6 separate regions of the Mus musculus genome follow, and all the other regions are linked to region 6. A link is a loop called in an ENCODE intact Hi-C map of the cell type or tissue named here. Cell type or tissue: left cerebral cortex. All regions are shown on one strand. Region 1 overlaps Colgalt2 (collagen beta(1-O)galactosyltransferase 2). Region 2 has its middle 3.7 kb from the start of Apobec4. Region 3 overlaps Arpc5 (actin related protein 2/3 complex, subunit 5). Region 4 overlaps Rgl1 (ral guanine nucleotide dissociation stimulator,-like 1). Region 5 overlaps Colgalt2 (collagen beta(1-O)galactosyltransferase 2). Region 6 holds the start of Colgalt2 (collagen beta(1-O)galactosyltransferase 2).

Region 1 (4,000 bases), 91 kb before region 6:
TGCGGCAGTTTCCTCTGAACTAAAACATTCTGTCCAGGAGGGAGGTTCTTGGGACTCAGGAAGTAAACAACTCGCAAGTCTCAGGAAATTCATGAAACTAACAATCACCTCAACAAGATTCAGCCTCCCGCTCTCTCACAGGAAGCACATGTCCAAATTCTCCATATATCTCAATGTGGTAAAGGAGTTAGGACTTTATTGTTATGACTCATATCTACTCTGCTCAAACTCCTTACCTCGCTTACCACTGTAGCCATTCCCTTATAAACATTCTTAATTTTCTACCATTGATATTTGTTTTACAAGACCCTAAGGCTGGTTATACCCGACTGAGCACTCACTCAGCACCCAAAAGACCATGGCAGGAGACACACCATACAAATTCACCATGTGAGTCACTTCAAAGTGACAAATGGTAATACCAAATTGGCAAATGACCCCATCAGACATGGCTCCAACAGTAAATTCACTTCCCAGTGTTTCAGAGATCTGTTTTATGCCCTGATTTTTCTGGAATTACCAACAGATTTCCCAAGTCCAAGAAAATATACAGAATCCAATTAGATTTTTGCTCTCCCCCAAACCCCCAAACCTAACCACATGCACATCTCTGCTTTGTGCTTTTCTACTTGTTAAGGAAGACAATTCTTGTTTCTACTGAACACAACTGTTAGAGAAGTGGGTCTCAACCTTCCTAATGCTGAGACCCAATTTTATGGTCGAGGATCATGCTGTGATGATCCCCAGCTATAAAATTATTCCATTGCTATTTCATAACTATAGTTTTCTACTCTTATGAATCTTAATATAAATATCTAATAAGCAATGTATCTGATATGTGACGACCCACAGGTTGAGAACTACTGTTTTGCACTATTGTCCTAGGCTATGTCAACTACTAATTTCCCAAGAATTTCAATCTTACAGATACCTTCTGTTCTCCGAGGTAAGGAGTTTGAGCAGAGTAGGGGAATTATCAAGTTCCCCTTTATCTGGGCTCCTTCCCATCAGCACACAGACACACTATAGGACTCTTACCTTAAGCAAACGGACAACACTAAGAAACCAAGTCAAAACAAATACAAATAAAACAAAGCACTCCCAGCAGCTCTGCCCATTTCCTTTATTCACCTGTCATCAAGATTCCATTTTCTCTTCTCTTTGGGCTATTCTAATCAGCTTGTGTCACTATCATTGCATTAAGGTACTTCTTACCAAAATTGGTAACAGAGCTGTCTTTCTCTCTTCCATCTTCTCTTGACAGGGTCTCACTCTGTACTCTAGATTGCTCTGGAACTTGCTATGCAGCTCAGGCCAGCCTGAAACTCTTGAGGCTGCTGCCTCAGCCTCCGAAGTGATAGGATTGCAGGCATGAGCTGCTGTAGCTGGTACAGAGTTCTAGTCTGACATTACTGAGCATCACTGATTTGCCCTCATTTTGCTTGGCTTCCTCACGTCATTTGGCTCTTTCTCAAAACATAACTCCCTTTTCCTTCTCAGCCTTCTGGCTGTTAGTCCACTCTGGGGATCTGTCCTCTTTTGCTTGACTACATGAGGTCACATTGTTTCTTGGCTTCAAATATCCTTTTGGTGTTATGAGTCTTAAATGTCTTTCTCTGTGGAATCTCTTCCCTAAACCCATAGATTCATATATCCACTTATCTCCTGGCCTCTCTATTCAGACTTGAAATAAATATTTCAAGCGTACATGATGGACTCAATGCTAGAGTCATTCTTAATTTTCCCTTTGCTTCATGGGCTGCCTCCAAGCAACTATAAGTACAATGGGCTCTGCCATTAAAATGTACCTTAAGCCTGTCTGTTTCTCATTACCTTCTTGCCACAGCTCAAATCTCAACCACTAACATCTCTTAACATGAACTATGTATTAATTCCTTATACTCTAATACCCATACCACAGCTTGAGTGATCTTTTAAAATACATAAAATCACATCACACCATCTTATGGACTCATGTTGCTCTTAGGATAAAATCCAAATTCCTTGCCATGGCTGGTATGTTCTGCGTTCATCCATGACTTCATGTCCTATCCAGCTCCTTGTTCCTCACCATGTTGGCCCCTGGCCCTGGACCACTCCCAAGGTTTCTTCTCTCTAGTGGTCTTTATATGTATTGTTCTTTCTGCTTGGAATTCATCCCCCAAAGATTCATGCAACTGCTTCCTTAATATATTACCTATGTCTCTGTTAAAATATAAATTCATGGTGCAAGGCTTTGCTTGATTTCCCCATTGCTGAATTCATTATTATGGGAAATTATGCAGTGTGCATGTGCTGAGTTTATATAGCCTGATCCTTTTTTATTAAAACCTTCATTGTTTCCTTAGGATGGATCGTCTACTTCATCTGGACTGTCCAATTAAAGACCATTTCATTCAAGGCACTTCAACCTTTCAAACTGTAGTTTCTTCTAATGCTTTAGCCCACTTTCTTCAGGATGGAAGTCATTGGTCTGCTTGTCTCCTTCCTCATCCTGTGGTGTCCTGACTATATCAGTCTTCTCGTTTGAGGACTCTCACTTCTACCCAACATCAGCTAAAGAAGCCTCAGGGTTGGGTGTGAGCACACAGGCCACAATAACCTCTCTCTATTCTAAATTTCTGTTGTCTTTGCACCTGCTCATTTCACAGCGCACTGTATTGTTAGTGCCATTTAAATATTAGATCTGACTCTTCAATTAAACTGTGAATCTCTGAAAATGGAGTGTTGACTGTAAAATGCTTTGACTTCCTAATACTTGTGATATATGTCACTTCACAAACACACACACACACACACACACACACACACGGAGAGAGAGAGAGAGAGAGAGAGAGAGAGAGAGAGAGAAAGAGAGAGAGAGATTGATTCATAAAATGGCTTCCTAAGGGCTGGTCCAAGAAGTGCTGTCAGTGAGTTAACCCTCTTCTGTCCTTAGCTCATCTTAGTCCATTCAATCATGAATTAGTAACTATGGGAGGTGGTGAGAAGTAGTCTGTGTCCCGAGACTAATATGGTACAAGGGAAATTTATAGATGGAGAGAATGGGAAACAGCTACCCACAGACAACTTGGTGGGTTGGAAAATAAAGTTGTGTGCTTCTCTTTAAAACTTTTGTTTTTAAAGCCTTAGTCCACTTAAAACTAACACCATGCAGACACTGGAGAGTTTTCCACGCCTCTATCCTTGCTCATTCGCCTGTGGCCAACTCTGGCTGTGTCTTCTTACATCTACATCCTGATTTCTATTATTTCATTTAAAAAAGTCTTTCCCACTTCTGTGGCCACTGGTTTAGTTGAGACTTTTACCATCCTCTGCCTAACCTGCCATGTGACATTCTTTTAGCTCTGGTGTAGACCAGCACCCACTGACCCGTGACCCACTCATTTATCCTCTCTTCCTAGAGTGACCTCCCTAAATCTGCATTTCAACCTAACTCCATGTCTTAGCTCAAATTCCTTCAAAATGCCTTCCCTTCAAGGAAAGTCCAATGTCCTCTGCTTCATTAGAGGTCCTCTGCCTGTGCTCCTGGCCATGCTCCAACCTCACTTTCTACTGTCTCCTACCCACTTCCACTGTGGTGAGACACAGAAAAGATTCCCTATGGGAAGCCACCACCAGTACACTCTCCAGAATTAATGGGTCAGTTAGCTTCTCTTCTTTTGCCACCAGTAAGTTTAGTTACTGATGATGAAACATATCAAGTCCAAAATTGTGCTAGACTCAGTGGCACTGGCAACACAGTGGTTGAGGCCATGGGAGTTGGAGGTGCCACGTTTGACTCAAAACTTAATCTGCCATCAGTAGAATGATAGACTCACCTATATTTGAATTTCTTCAGCTTTATTTGGGGGTTAGTAGTTCCCCTTCATGGAGTTATTGTGACAATTATTGAGAGAGTATACAAATGGTATTCAGCATTGTATAAGTTACATCATAAGCTATTATTAAGTTAAAGTTATTACTGCTCTTCTTGTGTTAGTACACACACACACACACA
Region 2 (4,000 bases), 350 kb before region 6:
TGGTGGGTTAGATACTCACTAAATCATGTCCTAAAGAATGTTAAACCAGGCTGGGCAGTGGTGGCGCATACCTTTAATCCCAGCACTTGGGAGGCAGAGGTAGGAGGATTTCTGAGTTCGAGGCCAGCCTGGTCTACAGAGTGAGTTCCAGGACAGCCAGGGCTACACAGAGAAACCCTGTCTCGAAAAACTAAAAAAAAAAAAAAAAAAAAAAGAATGTTAAGCCAGAAGCAGCAGCAAACATGCACCATGTAATACATCCACTTGTGTACTTGGGTGGTTTTAGGAAGCTCACTGATATTTAAAATATATATTAAATTTCTAATTATCACATAACAATGGAAGATACTTATGTGTAATGATTAGGCTAATTGGTATAACCATCTTAGTTAGGGTTTTACTGCTGTGAACAGCCACCATGACCAAGGCAACTCTTATATAAGGACAACATTTAATTGGGGCTGGCTTAGAGGTTCAGAGGTTCAGTCCATTATCATCAAGGTGGAAGTATGGCAGCATCCAGGCAGGCATGGCGCAGGAGGAGCTGAGAGTTCTACATCTTCGTCTGAAGGCTGCTATCAGAATACTGACTTCCAGGCAGCTAGGACTAGGGTATCAAAGCCCATGCCCACAGTGACACACATATTCCAACAAGGCTACATCTCCTAATAGTGCCACTCCCTGGGCCAAACATATATAAACCATCACACTGTCACTTCAAATATTTATTATTTCTTTCTGTTGGAAACATTTGAAGTCTTCACATACTTTTGCAGCACACAATTAACTGTGGAATGTTAGAGGTTGTCCTTTTATCTCGTCGGACCGGACTCTGTACCTTGCCAGTCTCCTCACTACACTCCTTTCCTTTTGCTTCCCAGACTTTAGTGAGTAGTCAGGTGCCCTTGCATCTTCAGAGGACAGCCTTGTGTGTGGCCTGCCTTGCTTGAGAAAGGGCTTCAGTGTTTACTGCCACCATCTCTGGGTTTGCTGGCCTTGGAGCTTTCTGTGATTCCCCTGCCTCTGCCTCCGATGTCTCGGAGGACATGTTGAATACGGATGCTTGCCCTGCCTCTGCCTCCGATGTCTCGGAGGACATGCTGAATATGGATGCTTGTGCTGCTGCATCTGGCTTTTACATGGATTCTAAGGATAACCCTGAACTTTGTTTGTCCAAAGGAAACAAACACCACCACCACCAGCAGCAAAAGAAAGTTCTGCCCATAGTTCTGAAGCAGAACATTGCTGGTGGATGCTTAGCAGGAGGGAGAAGCTGCTGTCTCAGTCCGCCTCCCAGTTTCATAATCTTTCTGTTGTGTTTTTAAAGATTTATTTTACTTATAATGAGTGCACTGTCTCTGTCTTTGGACACATCAGAAGAGGGCATCAGATCTCAGTACAGATGGTTGTGAGCCACCATGTGGTTGCTGGGAATTGAACTCAGGACCTCTGGAAGAGCAGTCAGTACTCTTAACTGCTGAGCCATCTTTCCAGCTCCCTCATAATCATTCTGATGAACTATGTGCATCATCCATATCAAAGTATGTAGTTGTAATAAAGATTATAGAATTCGGATTTAAAAAGACCTTTACTCGGTTGGATATTTTAGTCAGTGATCGGCAGCCTGATTTGGGATATAGCCAAGATAGCTGCGCTTATGAAGGCTGCATAGGAGGTAATGCTCTTTTTGGGTGACAGAGTAATTTATATTTTATGGCTCCTGTTATTAACTTTTATTAGAGCACATCGTATTTAATTAATCACATAATCTATCTTGTGTTTCAGTTTGGTATAATCTCTCAATGCTCAAACCTACATAGTAAGTCACAGGGAAATGGGACTTGGATTTAAAAAGCAAGCCTGAGGTGAAGAAAGGCAGAGGACTCAGGAGGCTTTGTGGAGCTTGCCAGGTAGTTTGATGGAAGAGAGAGAAAGGAGAGGGTGGGCAGAAAGGAGGAGAAGACAGAAAAGCCAGGATCCTGGGCATGGTGGTTCAGGCCTGTGACCCCAGCAATAGGAACACAAAGGCAAGAGGATCAGGAGGAGTTTGGGATTATCATTGCTTATGTAGGCAGTTCTAGGCCAACCTGGGCTACACAAGACCTTATCTCAAAGAGGGGTGGGAGGAGCAAAAGATGGATCTTCTCATTTGAATTTGTAGATAAAATGGCCACAGGGTGGCAGCACAGTCCAAACTCCGGGACTGGTTGGCGGACACTTTAGCATTCTTCCTTGTGGATTTCTCTCATTGTCCAGGAGCAGCAAGCAGCAAATGCTGCGGATTAAAGGTGACTTCCCTGAAGGAGAGGGAAGGGTAGGGAAAGGTGCCACCGTGACCTCTGCACAGTACGCTCCAAAGAAGGCTTCAAACTGGCAGGACTCACTTAACATTCCAACCATAAATACAACTAAACTAGATCTAAAACACAATCATTCTTAAATGTAATACAAATTATTTTATGAAAGAACAAAATGGCAAATAAAACATAAGACCATTTTTCTACAATCAGTCCAACTGATCTGTACATTAAAAAAAATGAGTGCTTAATAAATGTATGCAGAATGCTTACCTGTTTTTTGGCACTGAGACTTGACCCCACAGCCTTGGGTGTGTGAGGTGAGCACTCCACCTCGGAACCGTGTGCCCAGCCCTGGCTTTGCCTTGGTAGTGTGTCCTTCTGTTGTTTAGCTGAGAAATGGTCACCAAGACCTGTGTGGTCAAGATTATACCCTAGGTTTCTCCCAGGCGTTTTAGTTTCCAGTCCCAGTAGCTAGATCTTTAATCCGTTTTAAGATTGTGTGCGTGTGCATGTGTGTGTGTGTGTGTGTGTGCAGTGTGGGACAGAGCTCCAGTTTCAGCCTGTAGCTTGTGGATAGTCCAGCTTTCCCAGTAACATTTGTTGACTAGAGCAGCACCTCCCACCCTGGTGGTGTGGTACCCTTGCTGAAAATCATTTGAGCATCTATGTCAAAGTTCATTTTGGGCCTCTGTATTCTGTTTTATTGGTACGTCTCTGTATGTCTTCCATTGTGTAAATACCAACAGAACAAAGAAAATAATTCTCTTTGTAGAAGAATAGAATAGAAAAAGGCATAGAATTACAAAAATGATACATGATGATTATTGAAAGTATGTGCATTGTTAATTAACATTGAGATTCACTGTGACTCTCATCAAACCCATGGAGTAGAAATATGTATGTTTTAAATGGTGTGTGTGGCTGGGCAGTGGTGGTGCACGCCTTTAATCCCAGCACTTGGGAGGCAGAGGCAGGTCTCTGAGTTCGAGGCCAGCCTGGTCTACAGAGTGAGTTCCAGGATGGCCAGGGCTACACAGAGAAACCCTGTCTCAGGGGTGGGGGGTGGGGGGAAGGTGTGTGTGAGCACACGTGCACACACACACGTGATGCACATCATGGTGAGTGTGTGGAGGTCAGAGGGCAGTTGGTTAGATGGTAGTGGGTTCTCTCCTTTTTCTTGTTTCATCAGGGTCTCGGGTTATCTCTGCTTCTGTACTGCATGCGTGTTCCAGGCTAGCTGCCTCACGAGCTCTGTGTGAGTCTCCTGTCTCCACTTCTCATCTTAGAATAGGGATGTGGGCTACAGATGTGGAGCATTGCACCTGTAATGTGCTGAGAATTGACCTGGCCTCTGCAGGTTTGCTTGGCTAGCAGTTTTAGTCTACCGTGATGTCTTTCTGGTCCTTAAACTCTATATTTACTGTTCTATGTACACATATTTTATAAACACTTTGTATTAGCGTGTTCATTTTCAAAATCTTTATTGTGACCAATCGGCTTGCTTTATCTGCTTAGTCTGTGTTGAATCAGTGTCAACACTAGTTAGAGGACATGATGTAGCTAACCTGTTGATATATTTTTGTTGAAAAGCATCATAACAAAGAAAACCAGTCAAAGAGGTGTTGATAGACACACAGGAAGACATTTTAGAGCAGTGTCAGGAGCTAAGGGTACCAATTCTAAATATTCATTTGAAATGG
Region 3 (4,000 bases), 370 kb before region 6:
CTGATGGACTGATGGGAAAATTTAACAATTTATTATAACATTTAAATTTACTTCTTGGTCTTAAAAACTCCTAACCAAAGAAAAAAACTGATTTATGTAATTCTATCTTGTTTGATCTTTCAAGAGTGGTTATTTTCTTAAAAGATCCCTTTTAAAACCATGTAAAACTTTTTAAACTTTCCTACTTACAGACGTTAGATTTACCTATACTTATCTCTGAACTTCTCCTCTGGGAGAGCCTGTTCCAGAAGCACAGGTGTCCCCTTAGGCATTGTCTAAGCAGAGGGGACACGGAAGCCACCCTCTCAGCTGTTCACTGCTCCTTCTGTTCAACACAGTGGGGTCTTCGGAGTTCCTATGGGCGGGGTTTTACATAATGTTTGTACCGCCAACGTTCTCTTCAGTTTAAAGACTGACTGACATTTCCCTATATATCTTTGCATCTAGAGCTATAACCTCCTATCCACAAGCTGCCAAAAAACAAAATCAACAAACAAACAAACAAAACCACATAAAATCAGAAGGGGTAAAATTGAAAATTTAATGATGTTCCTAACAACTTTTAAGGAGCAAAGAAAAAAAATTCCCCAATATAAAGTTTTGTGGCTGCAATAATTATTATGTTTTTACATATTACTCTTCAATTAAGGTTCTTAGGTTCCTGAGATGTAGGCTTTTACAGGGCTTTGCTTAGCCTGCATTTTAAACAATAAACAACTAAGCAGTTCCCTAAGAATCAGTGGAGGGCTGATGTAGGGATGTAAGCTACAAAGCTCTTCTGAGAGATTTGGCAATGCTTTGTGTATCAAAAGTCTTTAAAAAATGTCATTTTTGTGCTAGCATTTCTCTTCTGGGAATTTTATTGACATAAATAATTAAGATTTAAAATGATCAATTTTAGCAGGAAAAACTAGAAAATCTAACATGCAATAACAGGGATCAGTTGCATATAAGATGTTACATACTAGTGTATAGCAGTTAAATGCCACAGAAATAATCTATTGCTAAGGAAAGAAGATCATGTACATGACTACACAGCTGGAGTGTAAGATTCTATTTATTTTTTAAAAGAGCACAAACCCTTGTAGAAACTCCTTAGGTGTGCAGCGATACCATATAAGGCAGTGACTGAGACCCAAGGAATAGCATGGAGATCACCTTTTTAAGCTTGCATGCTTTGTTTTCTATAATATTTACAAAATTAGGAAAAACTATAAGACCCAAGGAAGTAGGACAGAGATCACCTTTTTAAGGTCACGCATGCTTTGTTTTCTATAATATTTAATATTTACAAAATTAGGAAATCAAGAAGCAGCTGTGTGTGTTTGGCAAATTTATTTTTCAAGCCCATTTAAATCCAACCTGAGTGGATTCCTCCTGAAGCACACGCAGAAGTGATGGCTCTATCCTTTAAATTTACTGCACTCCACACGGCACTCTCCTAACTCTACATTTCAGGGCTATTTTTTTCATGACATTTTTACTTGTCACAAGCTCCCTTTAAAGCTGGACGTGGTGGCATATACCTTTAATCCCAGTGGAGGCAGGAGATCTCCTGAGTTTCAGACCAGGTTATAGACTGCGGTTCAGTCTCAAAAGTCACACTGTAAACTCTTGTGTCAAGGACAGGAAATAGGTACAATGTTGACTGTGGGGCATCAAAGGACTTTGCTAATAGTGAAACAGAAGAGATTAATGCTGTAGTCTGAAACTCACCTTCACTGCCTGGCTCTTTGTGTTAATAGGGGGGTTTTTCAGAGCAGCCTGGAGAGCAGCTGTCATGTTTCCTGTAACGAAGGTTAAGGGTGGAACAGAAAAGGATGGCCCCTGCTTTACAGGAATATTGGTTTTTGACTTGACTTTCTGCACAGTAACAAAAGTTACTATGGTCATTATGTTCGATATTAGAAACTGCATGGGTGTGTTTCCCACATGTCAACCAATGGTAAAAATACTGGAATTAAACAATAGATTTAAAAAAAAAAAGCAAAGACTGTTTTGACCTCAGTTCTATCAGTCAAATAGATTACACTTTCCAGTGAGATACACGCAATTGTCTAGATGGGTATTCAAGAAATCTTAAGACTATGTGTTAAGAATTATTAGGTCACCAAATGATGCAGTTTACCAACAAAGTATACCACTTGTCTGTGTGACTCTTGCTGGAAAACAACCCTAGACTTTATACTGAAACTACACTGTGTATTAACTGAAATGCTGGCTGATTATTCTGGCAATCAGAATGGAAGAATAGCTTAATATGAACAGGGCTCTGGATGATGTAGTAACCCGCACGACCTGTAGGTGGCAGCTTACTTTATTTCCTACAGGTTATTCAAACTGGGCTGGACCATCCATACCTACTCAGTCTCTGAAAGCACTGGTGAGTTAGCAAGCAGGGGAAACGGAAGGCCAATCAGACTGTCAGAACAGACAGTCATTTCCCTAAAAGGAGAAACAGAGTCACTGGTTCCTCCATCTGTAGTACCCGACCAATCTGAAGTCTCTCCTAGTTAGAACCAGAGACAATATCTTTATATTTTAAAATGGATTGACAAAAAGGTAGACTGAATTGATAATGAACACAGCAGTAGGAATCACCAGAAATTACCTAAAATACATTAGTTTAATAAAATATCATATATCCACCATAAAGACTAAAAAAAAAAAAAAAAAAAAAAAAAAAAAAAAACCCAAACAAACAAAGAATAAGCTCACCATTTCTGTGCAAAGGGTCTAATAAAAAATTATCTACAGTAGGTAATAAACTACTGTCAAGCCTGCATGGTCTTTTAAAGAAAAAAAAAACCCAAGTATTTTAACAAATAATCAAATTAGTAACAACTGTGAAAGTTATGGTAATGAAAGTTAAACCTATACTGCACATATATGTACGTTTGATGCTGTGGTTACCACTGTTTTTGCTCACTTTCTTCATTATAATCTAGTAGAAAATTGATGAGGGGAGAGCTGTATGAACAGACTTAATGAATACGATTTTTCTAAAGCTCCAGTTTGGATTTTTGTAACATTCTATTTTTCTAAGGGATCGATGCAAATGAATTTCGAGGTTATGAATATTCAGATATGCAAACCAAGGAACCAGGAACTGACAGCCATGTTTTAACTAGAAGGGAAACAATTTCAGAAAAACAATGTTGATTTATAGAACCGACTCATTCTCTGCTTTATTCACTGGGGTTCATCTTATATTATTCCCAGGGATTCTCTGCATGCATTCGCTATCCCTTTTTTAGTGGCCTTTTCTTAGCAGGTGAAAGGTTCCAAGCTTTAACTGGGAATTTTGGAGAAGAAAACTCCCTTCGGCTCGTTCATGAATTATAATGCCACCTTGCCAAAGCCCTTCTCTCTTAATAAACAATGCTGCCGATGAAATAGCCCCGGGGCTGAATGTACCGAGGGCCTCGATTTGCGAACCGCTCCATCTCTCCTGGCTAGGGATAAACTATCCCCGCTCCGCCAACCACACACACCGGACAGGAAAGCAAGACTCCAAGCGGGACGCCCGTGTCCCCACCGGGCAGAGACTGGCTCAGGTGCCCACTAGGACACCAGCGGTGCCCCGGGGAGGGCGCGGCCGCTTAGGACCGCGCACCTGAGGAATCGGGGCGCCGCCGGTAAGTTCGCCGGCGCGGCCGCGGGGTACAGGCGGCCTGCTGGCCCCGGGAGCTCCTGTCCTCCGTCCCCACCTAGAGCCGGGCACAGCCGGTCGCGTGGCCCCGCGTCCCCACAACCCCCGGCCGCCGCGAGCGTAAGGATATTGCCGTAGGCACGAGTCCACCTCGCCCTCGTCGGGCCCGGCCTGGCCATCGCCGCCGTCCTCCTCGTCCACGAACTTGTTCTCGTCATATTCGTCCACGTCCACCTTCCGGAAGCGGGCCGACGACACCGTGTTCTTCGACATCCCGGATCGCGACGCGACGCTGGCCTGCCCCTCCGCGGTGCCTCTCCTTTAGCGAGCCCAGCCCGGTCCGACTCA
Region 4 (4,000 bases), 120 kb before region 6:
TTTCCTCCTTTAAAATTTTGTGTGCACCAGTTCTTTCCTTTGAAGTATATAAGCCAGATGTTTTAGTATTAGGTACATTCACGAAGCCCTTATTGCTGCTTATTGAATCACAAACACCAGCTGCCATGAGGGTCAGAGGGAGGCACCTAGGCCCTGAGGAAATCAAGCTCTGTGTGTGTGTGTCTGTGTGTGTGTCTGTGTCTGTGTGTGTGTCTGTGTGTGTCTGTGTGTGTGTGTGTGTGTCTGTGTGTGTGTGTGTGTGTGTCTGTGTCTGTGGGGGTATGTGTGTGTATGTCTGTGGGTGTCTGTGTGTGTCTGTGTGTGTGTGTGTGTGTGTGTGTCTGTGTGTGTCTATGGGTGTGGGTGTGTGTCTGTGTGTGGGTATGTGTCTTTGTGTCTGTGTATGGCTGTGTGTCTGTGGGTGTGGGTGTGTGGGTGTTTGCAGACGCGTGCCAAGCTCCAGCAATCTGCTCCTAGTGAGAGCAGATTTTCTTTTTACAAATGCATGACCTGAGTTTTCTTTCCCTTCTTTCGCCTTTAAAGAGATCACTCAGGACATGGCATTGGGATGTTCCTCTTTCCTGCCACATGAGCTCAGAATCAACTAAGCAGGCAGAGATAAAGAAAAGGAAAACCAGACATGAGGATGAACAGAACACTTGTGCTTTCATCAGAAACTGGTTTTTATTGACACGTGATTTACATACAGTTACGGATCTTAATGTTCACTCAGTTCTTTCAATTTTAAAAGTTTGTATATATCTGTCGGCCACACCAAGACTCCCTGTGACCTTCCACCAGTCAGTCCCCTTTAAGCTTGGGGCTGGTTTTCTAATGCCACAGATACAGGCTTTATGATGAATGCCATCGTTATGTCTCGTTTCTTTTTCTCAGCGCATATGTGAGAGTCTTCTTCACTGGTGGAGGTGTTAGCTCTTCACTTGCTCTCCTTTAGTGGCTCAGAAGGCCTTTGTGGACATAGGTTTTTCATTTCTTTAGCAAATGGTTTGCTGGGTCATAGAATCTCTTGTCCTTTTTTTTCCCCCCAGTGGTCAGTGGGCAGAGTTATAGCCATTTTTTCCTATTGGTTGTAAGCTAATGTTATAGCATTAGGCTGGCACATTGGCCCAGGGCTCATTAATGCCATATACTGTTCATAGTTCCCTCATGTATATTCTTTTATTTGGGATCTTAGCTAGGCTGGAGTGTGATAGGCAGTACGTGTTTCCCCCGTTTTAGTGGGGGGCACTGTGCTCACCACCGTCCACTCTTCACCTGCTCATTCAGAAGTAGTACTAGCACTCAGGAGCCCTGGCTCCTCGTCCTGTTCATATGCCACCTACTCCATCAAGACAGCAAAGGTCAGAGGTCAGGAGATCAGGACACGTGAGCCAAGCTCAATCCAGATGTGTCTGTTGTCTTTGCAGCTGACAAGCCAGGATAAGACCCCCGCTGTGATCCAGAGAGCGATGTCGAAGCACAACCTGGAGTCGGACCCCGCCGAGGAGTATGAGCTGGTGCAGGTCATCTCGGAGGACAAAGGTAGGCGTGCTCTCCACGACAGCAGGTGCCAGCCACACGCACACCCTGCTCAGGTGCTGACAGCAGAAAGGTCATGAAGTGTCTTCCTTTTCATTTGGATCCTAGTGATGGCAGGGGCATATGCACATATTTGTATGAGTGTATGTGTGTGTGGCCAGAACAGTACAAAATGTGTCCTGCTCTCTCTGAGCATGAAGCAAGGCTGGTGGCCAGCAAGCCCAAGCAACCCTGACAGGGGGGTAAAGGGGACGGGGCTCATGCTCACACAGCAAGTGCCCTTATCCACAGATCTGCCTCTCATGCCCCCTGGTGGTGGTATTTAGGTGTGCCAGGGAGACAAGCTATGTCTCGCTTTACAGTAGATCAAGTGTCTGAAGCTGCTACCCACCCCTAACTCTTTGCTATTGTTTCTGGGTTTTCTGTAGAATTCCTCTTGCCCACTGTTTGTGTGCCCCACGAGAAGTCCATTTTCATGAGCAGTCTCTGTGTGTCATGAGTGGGAAGCAGATGGAACCTGTTGGGTCTGGGCAGGTCCTCACACACATCCTTTACTTGACATTGTGATTCTCGGTCCTGTCTGACCCAGAAGCACTCATGCCACAGTGTCAGAATTTTGTTGTTATTTGTTTATTTTCTTTTGGTTTTTAATTCTGGAACTAGAGTTACAGATGGTTATTGGTGCTGGGAATCAAACCCAGGTACTCTGAACGAGCAGCCTGGGCTCTTTAACCTTAAGCCTTCCCTCCAGCTCCAAATCTAGCTATTTTATTTTATTTATTTTATTTTATTTTATTTTATTTTGAAGTGTAGGTTCTGGGGATGAAATTCAGGTCCTTGTGCCTATAAAGCAAGCACTTTTCAGGTGTAGCCATCCCCTGACTGTCATTTGTAATACTTAAATACAGTTGCAGCTAAAATGATAAATCCCCAAAGAGGTCTGTTGAATTGTAGCATGTGGCTTCAGAGTAGTGCAAAAGGAGGCCAGTGGATCTGCAGATCCAGTGGCTCAAAGAGGGAAACCTGGGCTCAGCTCTGCCCCCAGCTGAGTGATCTCAACAAATGCCTTGCTGCCGTCATCCTTAACCAACTCCCTGGAGACAAAAGCTCTCTCTGGTCTCGGTAATTATGAAGTCACCATAAATAATACACTGGAAAGGGCTTTGCAGAAATGCTAACTGCTGTATAGATGGGAGGGCCATTATCGTGGCCCCAAATAGGAGAGCAGGGGTGAGAGGACTCTCTGTGGTGTTAGTCCTTGTGAACACTTGGACACCATGTACCTGTCTTGGAGAGCCTGTTCATCTTGGGCTAGCTGAGGGGTCCCGGTGTGAGGAATTCACCGGAAGCTCACCTCATGCAGCTCTGCAACCCTGCCATTTTCTTTTCTGACCTCACTTCCACAAAACCCAATGTCCACATCTGCCCATTTTATTCTATGGTTTTCAAAACAGAATAAAACAACTTTTCATTGACAGAATTTATTACTTCACTGGTAATAACAACCCTTGTTTATAAACTATGAGTGTTCAGGTGGGCATCACTGGATTTGAATATGACTTAAAAATTAGTGGCATGCATTGTCTTATGTGGATGTGGTTTAGTGTTGAAAGGCAAATGCTGGACAAAACGGTGACTCAAAAAGAATAAATGACCAGATTGATTTGGAATTATGTCAAAAGTACCTTAATTTAATCCAAGTAAAGATGCCTGACAATTGCTGTAGGTCTTGTACACGTGCTTGGACACCCTTAGGCTGTGGGAGTACAGCAGGCTAGCAGGGGTTCTCATTCCAGCTCTGTGGTCCTGGGACCGTCCTGTATTTGGTGTCCCTACCCCTGTACCTTCTTCAAGTTCTAACGTTCTGTATTTGAGCAGTACGCTCATGGGAGGAATTCTGACACCTTGTGCTCAGTTTCAGATAGGGAGTAAGTTTTTTGGGACCAATTATGAGGAAGTATCCACATTGCTTGGTCTAGGTTATAGGCAAGAAACAGAGACTCTACCCAGGCCTTGTGCCTGGGCAGAATTGGCTTCTGCCAGTCAGGGATGGGTTCCCCCAACCCCCACTGACCAGCTGCTGTTTCCTTCTCTTTCCTAGAACTAGTGATCCCGGACTCTGCAAACGTCTTTTACGCCATGAATAGCCAAGTGAACTTTGATTTCATTTTACGCAAAAAGAACTCGGTGGAGGAGCAGGTGAAGTTGCGCAGTCGGACCAGCCTGACTTTGCCCAGGACAGCTAAGCGGGGCTGCTGGAGTAACAGGCACAGCAAGATCACCCTCTGAAAGGGACAGTACACTCCTACTGCCCAAGGCAGAGTGAGGCTGAGCAAAAGCCATGGCGACGCCAACCACCACCCAGTGTTGAGCATCATTGGTGAAAGCGACAGATATTTATAGAATTCAGCTGTGCAGAGAGCACTGTGCAGGGGAGAGTGGAAGTGAATTTGACATTAAA
Region 5 (4,000 bases), 110 kb before region 6:
CTGATGTGACAGCTTGGGGTGCCATTTCTTGGATGAGAATATGAGCCATGTTGCCACACCAGTGTGGCTAACCGCATTCTCTAGCTAGTGAGCAGAACTGGGCATTTGGACTGAAGTTTAACCTAGATATTCCAGTAATGGCTTCCTAGGGAATTTGGTTTTTAATTTCTCTGTTCTTCACTATACAAATGATATAATTTTGATGAGTCACATCAAACCACTTGATTAGATGACTGCCATCTCTACAAAACAAAACCCCAAACTGGAGCAAACAGATGAGTAGCCCTTTAGAAAATCCAGACAGTGATGAACCTTGCAGACCACACACCCAGGAAGCTTTCAGAGTTCGTCTCTTGAAGGCACAGTGTCCAGGGAAGTTGGCGGTGGAAGTGCTTCCGTGTTCTTGGCGGTGCTGCGGATGTGTCCTTGCTTCCGGGATTTCCAGGAGTGTGTCCTGTCCCAGTCAGTGGCCACTGTCTCATTGTCCCAGATGGTTGACGTTTCTGTGTCGCTCAGATAGCCTGGCTGGCCTGTGTAGTGCGTAGGGTAGATGAGCAGAGGCTCTGCGGAGAAGGCTTTCAAGTCCCTGGACTCATAATACTCCTTGTACTCAGCCCTGTAAACAAGAGGTGCACAGCCACATGAGGGGCGGAAAGAAGTCTCAGGGAATGGGGAAGGCAGAGAGCCCTGCTTGTCATCTCTGAAACTGCCTGGGTACATTTCTTGCTTTTGTAAAGTTCTATCGATTGTGGAGAACCTTAGACTACAAACACAAAAAGGATTTCTTTAAAGTGTTGAGAAGGTCTGTAGAGACAAGCAAAACCGGTTGCGGTTGGGTAGAACAGTTTAGTGAAAGAGCTTCAAGTCTTACTCTGAAAGGTAAGACATCAACTCTATTGGACTCACAGCGATAAATAAACATGACCAATTCTCAATCAGTGTTCCATTCCTGTTTCCACTGATAAAGAAATGAGGACATCTGAGACCTGGAGAGCCACAATGGGGTAAGGGACATGGAGAAGGTTTGGAGGCATGCTAGCTGGCCATCGCACCCCAGTTCTTGCTTGCTGCCCTGGCTCTATGCAGTTGTAAAACTAGAGGGACATCTTTGCTTCCTCCAAGGGTTCCTTGAAAGTTACGTGAAGGATATCTATACAGTATCTTTGTCCACAGGAGAATTAAGTGCTATGTTCCTTTCTGTTTCAGGAGATAGTGGCTTGACTCTATATCTCTGTCAGTATACAGAGGTAACGCATATTGTGTAAAAGATGGCAGATAGCTCCATCTTTACTGGTGACAAGATAAAATGATCAAGCTGTATCGTGGGGACCTCAACAGCTAAAAGGAAGGTCCGAGTTGGAGATCACTTAGCAACTGAGAGAAGGGATCAAGGTCAGAACCTGGCCTCCTGCTCCACTCATGATTTTAGGACACATTGCTTCAGCAGCTATTACAAATACTCTAAGGGTCTAAGAGATGTGTGGCTATTTCTGCCTCTAAGAATTTATAGCCCACTGTGAGGACTAACAGGTAACTGCCATTTACTAGACCCTTTGATAAGTATCGGGTCAGTCAGCAGGGCCTTGGGCATTGAGTACTGTATTCCTCCTTTCTTGGATATCTGGCTCAGATGCCATCTTCTCTTCCCCTGAATTTCTTGCCACCTCCATGACTATGAGTGAGCGTCATGAGACATCATGATGATTTGTTCACGGGTCTGTGTTATCTCCCTGGGTTTGAATACTAAGAGGATGTGTACTCTACTACCTAGTGCTACACACATGGGGTGAGCAGAGTGAAGCTAGAATAAATCTAGGGTGGCCTAAGAAAGATGACCTTTAGCTTCAGTTATGTGAAGTTAGAAAGTCAGAAGAACATAGACAAGTAGATTCTGAGCAGACCATTATCCTGTGCACTGAGTAATGAAGAGGATGTTAGACAAGGCAGTTACCTCCTCTGTCTCATCCTTTCTGTCCATTCAAAGATCTACTAAACTTTTCCAGGTTATAATTATGAAAGGATTCTTTAGGAAACCCATACAACTATAAAAACACCAAGTTCCACCCAGGAGGCTAAGTTTGTGAACAGTATGTGACCAAGGGACAGGTGGCCATGGAAGGAGACTTACACAGGATGCTTGTTGTACATGATTGGCAGAAACTCATCCACTGGCAACATCTTCCCAAAGGGATCGGCTCCGACAAGCTTCTGTGCTCCTTCCAGGGAAATGGCGTAGCCCAGGGTCCAGTAGGAATAATCAGCTTCGACGAGATTTACAACATTGGGCACTGCCTTCTCTGGCTCTTTGACTTGCATTCTTTTTCGACCGATGTAACTGTAAGGAGATGGAAAGAAGAGAAGAGTTCCAAGTTGAATATTAGAATATTGAATATTATAAGAATAGAGCACATACTTAGTTTTAAAAGATGTTTTAAAGCCTGGACTCTTGTGTCTTTTCCTAATGCATACCACCACAGAGATCATTCTAGCAGTATCCATAATTGCTATTGGTCCTTATAAAGTCAGTTTTCCAACTCCATTTATCGGCACCCCAACTATTCAGGCCTGGTGGTCTGTCTTTAAGCCAGAAAAGGAAGATGCAAAGAGATGAAAAAGTTGCTTGGATGATTTCCCTGGGAAGATAGTTCCAGCTGTGTTTACAGAGGTTGGAAAGGAACAAAAAAAGCCAGATGTGAGAATCTTGAGTTTGTTGTCTTCATGCCTTCATGTCCCCAGAGCTTCTGCCTCAGATGCTTTCTGTACCACTTTCCATGTGCAGGCGCTAAACAGCATAGAAAAGGCTGTGAGTGAGAACGAGTCTGCGGTAGAGAACCTAGAGACCCAAGAGGAGCCCCAACGGGTTCCCTCTGGGGAGTCTGAATGACGACTCTGAAAGTCTTTCCCCTATACACTCTGCTCATGCACTGAAGAAGACATGGAGATCCAAGGAATAAGAACATATTCAGCTTTCAGCTCTTCTAGGAACCTCAAGCAGATGTTCTCAGAGTCAGACTTTCTCAAGTGCAGTAGAGATAAAACTTGTGCCCAGTCCCGACTGACCCATCTCTAACACAACTCCTACATGTAAAGTTGAGGAGACATCAAGGAAGAAAGGGTGGAGAGATTGTAAGAATCTGAGGTATGGGATATCTGCTATGAGGTTGCATCTCCTAGGAGTGTAAGGGAAGCTACACCCACGAAATCTCAACAACATGGCTGCTTAAACAAGACCTGAATAAGTACAATACCAATACACAACAGATGGGGGAAAATCTTGTGGGTTTTCAGCCCTAGATAAAGAATGACAGGAAACTTAGGAATACTGAGAGCAGGAGGCTCCCCAGCCCTGGGAAGAATCTCTTGTCTTAGTTACGGTTTTACTGATGTGAACAGACACCATGACCAAGACAACTCTTATAAATGACATCATTTAATTGGGGCTGGCTTACAGGTTCATAATTGTCAAGGTGGGAGCATGGCAGCATCCAGACAGGCATGGTGCAGGAGGAGATGAGAGTTCTACATCTTCATCTAAGGCTGCTAGCAGAATACTCACTCCCAAGCAGCTAGGACTAGGGTATTAAAGCCCACACCCACATTGACACACCTACTCCAACAAGGCCACACCTTCTAATAGTACCACTTTCTGGGCCAAGCATATACAAACCATAACACCCTCAAATTGGATATTCAATACCAGGTGGTCAGCCCTAAAATCATATATGTACCTGTAACATTCTATAGCTAAAACACACACACACACACACACACACACACACACACACACACACACACGGATATATATATCTCCATAGATGCAGAAGGGCTGAAGAACAGTAACTTTTGGAGGCTAGAACTGTGATCTTAACAGACTGTTCAGAATATGGATCATGTGACTCAACTGACAGGGGAAGGCCTCCTTTTTATTACATAGTATGATTTTTGAGGTTTATTTCCTAGTTAGTTGCATCATTGCTGGGTTTCTTTTTAAATTCTTTTC
Region 6 (4,000 bases):
CTGCTATGAAGTAGTATGAAACAAAACTTTTCCTGTGCTCAATCAATCTCTCCAACCCCAAATGCATTTTCCAAAAGCAGAGTTGGTTTGCTTCTCACCTGTGTGTGTGTAGTACAGATCAGATCTAGAATGTTCCATAAGAGAATCACACGGCAAGGAAGTCTGCATGTGACCCATGGCCAGTCTCAATGATGCTGTCAGCTAGGGAGAAATGTTTTGATCTTCAATGATCTAGGAAAAAAATCCTATCCCATGTTCTTCCAGACCTCACAGAGGGTGAAGGAGAAGAAAGTCTGCACCGAGTTACTGAAACACCACTTGGCGAAAGCTAGCATCCCAGACTGTACTCGGCAATGCTTGCTTAGATGCTCTTGGTAGCTCACAGCCACTTTTTAAAGTTACAGAGTAGACATCCTGTTTGGCATCTCAGATGCTGAGTAGGTCTTGGGTTGAAGAAAGAAGAAGGAAGTTTGGCATCTCGGATGCTGAGTAGGTCTTGGGTTGAAGAAAGAAGAAGGAAGCAACTAGTAGAAGATCGTCATGACCACACATTCCACTGCATCGCTGTCTACGTCATAACCTAGAACTCTCCCAGACAAATTCTCTTCTAGAGACTACTTTAAAATTGACTTTTAAAATAGATTTATTCATTTTTCTGTATCTCTGTGTCTCTGAGGCCACATGTGGGTGTGTGTCTGCAGAGGACCAAATGGGGCGCTGGATACCCTGGACCGGGAGATTTGGGTGGCTGTCTGACATGGTCCTGGGAAATGAACTGCAGTCTAGTCCTTTGCAAGAGCAGCAAATGCTCTTAACCACTGAGCCATATCTCTGGCCCCCTAAGAACTGGAATTTCTGTTGATATTTAAGGCATTATATAGGATTTCTAAGAGAACCAAGTGTGCCCAGAGACTAATGCAAAGATTGTCCCTGTCCTCGCCAAGTGTGGGGAATCTTCCTCAGCCTTCTCATACTGGCCGTAAAGGATAAGTGCAGTGACACGGACTGTAAGTGAAGATAAGGGGAAAGAGGCCACGGCAGTCTATGCAGAATTAGAATGGCACTCATCTAAGCAGAACATGTGATCAGGTTCACCCTAAGGTTCATGTGATCAGGAACACCCATGGAATTTAGGATTAGACATCAGCTGCTTGTTGACATCAGTTATATCACAAAATCTATATAGAATTTAAGCTAGTAAGAATTTTTACAGTTGCCAGGCATGGTGGCGCACACCTTTAATCCCAGCACTCGGGAGGCAGATGCAGGCGGATTTCTGAGTTCAAGGCCAACCTGGTCTACAAAGTGAGTTCCAGGACAGCCAGGGCTATACAGAGAAACTCTGTCTCGAAAAACAAAACAACAACAACAACAACAACAACAAAACCAAAAACAACAAAAACAGAAATTTTACAATCATTTACTCCAGCTCTCTTATACTTATGAGAAATCGATGTTTATGGATTCTGTAACATGTGGTCCCAATCACATATGCTATTCTCGGATATTCTAATTTGTAATTTATAGATGTCTGCAAGTTTTGCTTATATTTTGTTCCTAACCTTCCTCCCTTTGAAGAGCAAGCAGTCTGTAGACAAACTCCTGAGAAGATTTTAGTTTTATCTTTTGTGGTAATCCTATCTTCATTGTTACCTGGATTGCATTGGGTTTTAAATCACCAAGGAAAGATACTTCTGGGTGTGGCTATGAAGTTGCTCCCAGCAGGGAAGTGAGACCTACCCAGACTGTAGGCGGCACTGTTCCATGGCTAGGGGTCCTGGGCTAAACCAGAGACAGCAAGTGGATCACCATCTATCTCTCTGCAGTCTGCCTGTTGTTTCAATGGCACCAGCGATCTCACACTTCTGCAACCAAGCCTTTCTCACCATGGTGAACTATACCCTCGAACTTCCTTTCCTTGAGTTGCTTTTGTCAATATACCATTTATTAATTCTGTAGCCTTAAGTGAGTCTCAGTACTCGCTTTTCCTTCTCCTAACTCCTCATGGTAAATACTGTAAGGTTTGAGAACTTATATAGCACATAAAAACCAAAACCATATGTAGACGATTTCTTTTGCAAAGAAAGCGAGACGAAACTTGAGATTTGAAATGCTTCTGGCATGGAAATGGTTAAAACACACACACACACACACACACACACACACAGAGCGCAAATCTGGCTTACCAACGTTCCCACTTTCTTTGCACATAACATGCTCTTCTCCGTGGGAGCAGTCACGTATGGCAGGGTGTATAGGGAAGCAGTGAGCCCACAGAGCTGTACTGTGCCTCTTGTTTGCTTTCGCGCCTCAGTACCTCTGCTACCAGGCACTGTTAGGCTGCCAATTAGCTCCCTGCCTCCTCTCTCCCCACCTCTGCTTTAGGATATGTCTTGTCTGGGGATAGCTCCTTTCAAAAAACATTCCAGGATGGCTCTAGCTTTTAATCTCAGGAATAAGGGAGGATTGCCTAACAATCGGACAGCTTGTCTTCCCTGGCCAGATTTTACTTTCTCTGCAGACCATCTAGAGCTTGCCTGCCCGACTCCACCACGAATGCTTGGATTTAAAGGTGTGGAACTGGATGGACTGAGGTCTACGGGAGGAAGGGACAGACTTCCATTGATTCCCTGTCCTGATCCACAGCAAACACAAAGGGACCAAGCATAGAATTCTTTAGCCTGAAGACAAAACTTGACTGTTTATCCTCCCAATGATGGCTCCAATGGCCCATCATAGACCCTAGGGCACCTCAGTACAGTTTGCATCTGCAGTGGGAACGTGTCTCAGGAGGCTGAACAGGCAGGGACCTTCTGGAGCTCCCAAGAAAAGACCAGCCCACAGTGTGGTGTGATTGGAAAGACTCCAAACAAAGTTTCAAAATCTCCATCCCTGAGTTCAGATAACCCAGGGGAGGACCAGAAGCCGAGTTACTCAGAGAGCAGACTCCTAGCACCTGCAAGTCCGGGTGACTCACTCTCCATCTCCCAAGTCTCTGTGGACCCCTTTCCTGCCTTAGTTAATTAAGTTCTGTGTCTCGCATCTGGAGAAGACACTCTCTCCCAGTAGAAACCAGGAAGAGGAGGGGGATGAGGAAAGTCAAGGTCTCCAGATTCTCGTCCATAGGTTTTCTCATCTCCCTCCCGGCCCCACCACTCTCTCAGTCCAGGACCCACGCGGGCAGCAAGGGAGTGTGCGCAGCAAGCTGCCCTCATCTTCCCCGCGGTGGCCCAGGACCCCTACCCGCTCACCAGATAGCCATCCTGCTCTTGGGGTAGTCCAGCCGTTCCAGGCAGCCGAGGAAGTAAGGCAGCGTATGCGCAGCGTTGCGGGCGAGAACGACCACGAACACCGTGGGTTTCTGCGGGGGCGACTCGGGGAACGCCACCGTTTCCTCTCCGTCCTCATCCGAGTCGGGCTCGGCGGCGAAGCGCGCCCGGCAGCCGAGGCGGAGCAGGGCGGAGGACAGCAGGAACAGCGCGCAGGCGACAGTGGCGAGGCGCGCAGCCATGTTCCGTAGCCGGCGGGAGGCGGCGATGCTGCCAGCGGCGCCGGGGATGCGGCTGCCCCGGGACGGCGGGAGCGTGCACCGGCACTGATTTCTGAGGCTCGCAGGACCCGCCGCCGACCAGCCTTGACCTGAGTCCCCTGTGCACCGACTCCCTGCCACCCGCGCTTGCCCCGCGCTCCGCCCTGCAGACAGGTCGACTCCGGGAGGCTGATCTTCCCGAGTTCCAGGGAAAGTTCCCCTAGTCCAGGCTGCGCTTGTACAGCTGAGGTCTGCGGCTTCCTCCAGAGCTGTGAGGTGTGGCCCTGTCTGCCAATGGGAGAGTGTGTGTGTGTGTGTGTGTGTGTGTGTGTGTGTGTGTGTGTGTGTGTATACATAACGGTACAACCCCAAGAAAATTTATTCTGCTTTTTCTAACCGCAGTCTGAAGTTCTTCACAGTGACGCGATGTATCCAGGGCTTTATAATGCACCTATTGACAGATTAGAGTTC

The links. A loop is a pair of places that touch in the nucleus more often than their neighbours do. Peaks named below come from ENCODE experiments on the same cell type or tissue, not always from the same donor. Only the 100,000 strongest peaks of a DNase experiment are listed, where the experiment ranks them.
Region 1: a loop joins it to region 6, with 2.6 times the contacts of the local background. A loop is called at or near these places in 6 of 42 quality-filtered maps.
Region 2: it touches region 6 in a loop (2.7-fold over the local background); 3 of 42 quality-filtered maps call a loop at or near these places.
Region 3: a loop joins it to region 6, with 2.5 times the contacts of the local background. A loop is called at or near these places in 5 of 42 quality-filtered maps.
Region 4: it touches region 6 in a loop (2.4-fold over the local background); 9 of 42 quality-filtered maps call a loop at or near these places.
Region 5: it touches region 6 in a loop (2.6-fold over the local background); 12 of 42 quality-filtered maps call a loop at or near these places.

The regions. Positions count from the first base shown.
Region 1 is chr1:152,490,518-152,494,517 of GRCm38, reverse strand. The region is part of intron 6 of Colgalt2 (collagen beta(1-O)galactosyltransferase 2); the gene reads right to left. Among named protein-coding and RNA genes, the nearest start is that of Gm51749, 48 kb to the left of the region's middle. In left cerebral cortex, no CTCF peak of the experiment used is centred here; no DNase peak of the experiment used is centred here.
Region 2 is chr1:152,744,835-152,748,834 of GRCm38, reverse strand. It overlaps a transcript of Rgl1 not described here. Among named protein-coding and RNA genes, the nearest start is that of Apobec4, 3.7 kb to the left of the region's middle. In left cerebral cortex, a CTCF peak has its summit at 2,176 (motif pointing right); a DNase peak (open chromatin) is centred at 2,185.
Region 3 is chr1:152,766,650-152,770,649 of GRCm38, reverse strand. Arpc5 (actin related protein 2/3 complex, subunit 5) reads right to left here. Exons shown (of 4, transcript NM_026369.2): 1 at 3,783-4,000; 2 at 1,717-1,789. The coding sequence starts at 3,925. Among named protein-coding and RNA genes, the nearest start is that of Arpc5, 2.1 kb to the right of the region's middle. In left cerebral cortex, a CTCF peak has its summit at 2,301 (motif pointing right); DNase peaks (open chromatin) are centred at 2,332, 3,143 and 3,437; H3K4me3 peaks cover 2,303 bases; H3K27ac peaks cover 1,097 bases.
Region 4 is chr1:152,518,837-152,522,836 of GRCm38, reverse strand. Rgl1 (ral guanine nucleotide dissociation stimulator,-like 1) reads left to right here. Exons shown (of 18, transcript NM_016846.4): 17 at 1,428-1,542; 18 at 3,641-4,000. The coding sequence ends at 3,828. Among named protein-coding and RNA genes, the nearest start is that of Gm51749, 19 kb to the left of the region's middle. In left cerebral cortex, a CTCF peak has its summit at 1,848 (motif pointing left); DNase peaks (open chromatin) are centred at 427 and 1,859.
Region 5 is chr1:152,505,128-152,509,127 of GRCm38, reverse strand. It overlaps Colgalt2 (collagen beta(1-O)galactosyltransferase 2), which reads right to left. Exons shown (of 12, transcript NM_177756.4): 11 at 2,129-2,335; 12 at 1-616. The coding sequence ends at 340. Among named protein-coding and RNA genes, the nearest start is that of Gm51749, 33 kb to the left of the region's middle. In left cerebral cortex, no CTCF peak of the experiment used is centred here; no DNase peak of the experiment used is centred here.
Region 6 is chr1:152,399,649-152,403,648 of GRCm38, reverse strand. It overlaps Colgalt2 (collagen beta(1-O)galactosyltransferase 2), which reads right to left and starts at 3,782. Exons shown (of 12, transcript NM_177756.4): 1 at 3,252-3,782. The coding sequence starts at 3,511. In left cerebral cortex, CTCF peaks have their summits at 1,749 and 3,568; DNase peaks (open chromatin) are centred at 2,298, 2,795, 3,458, 3,746 and 1 more place; H3K4me3 peaks cover 1,661 bases; H3K27ac peaks cover 1,006 bases.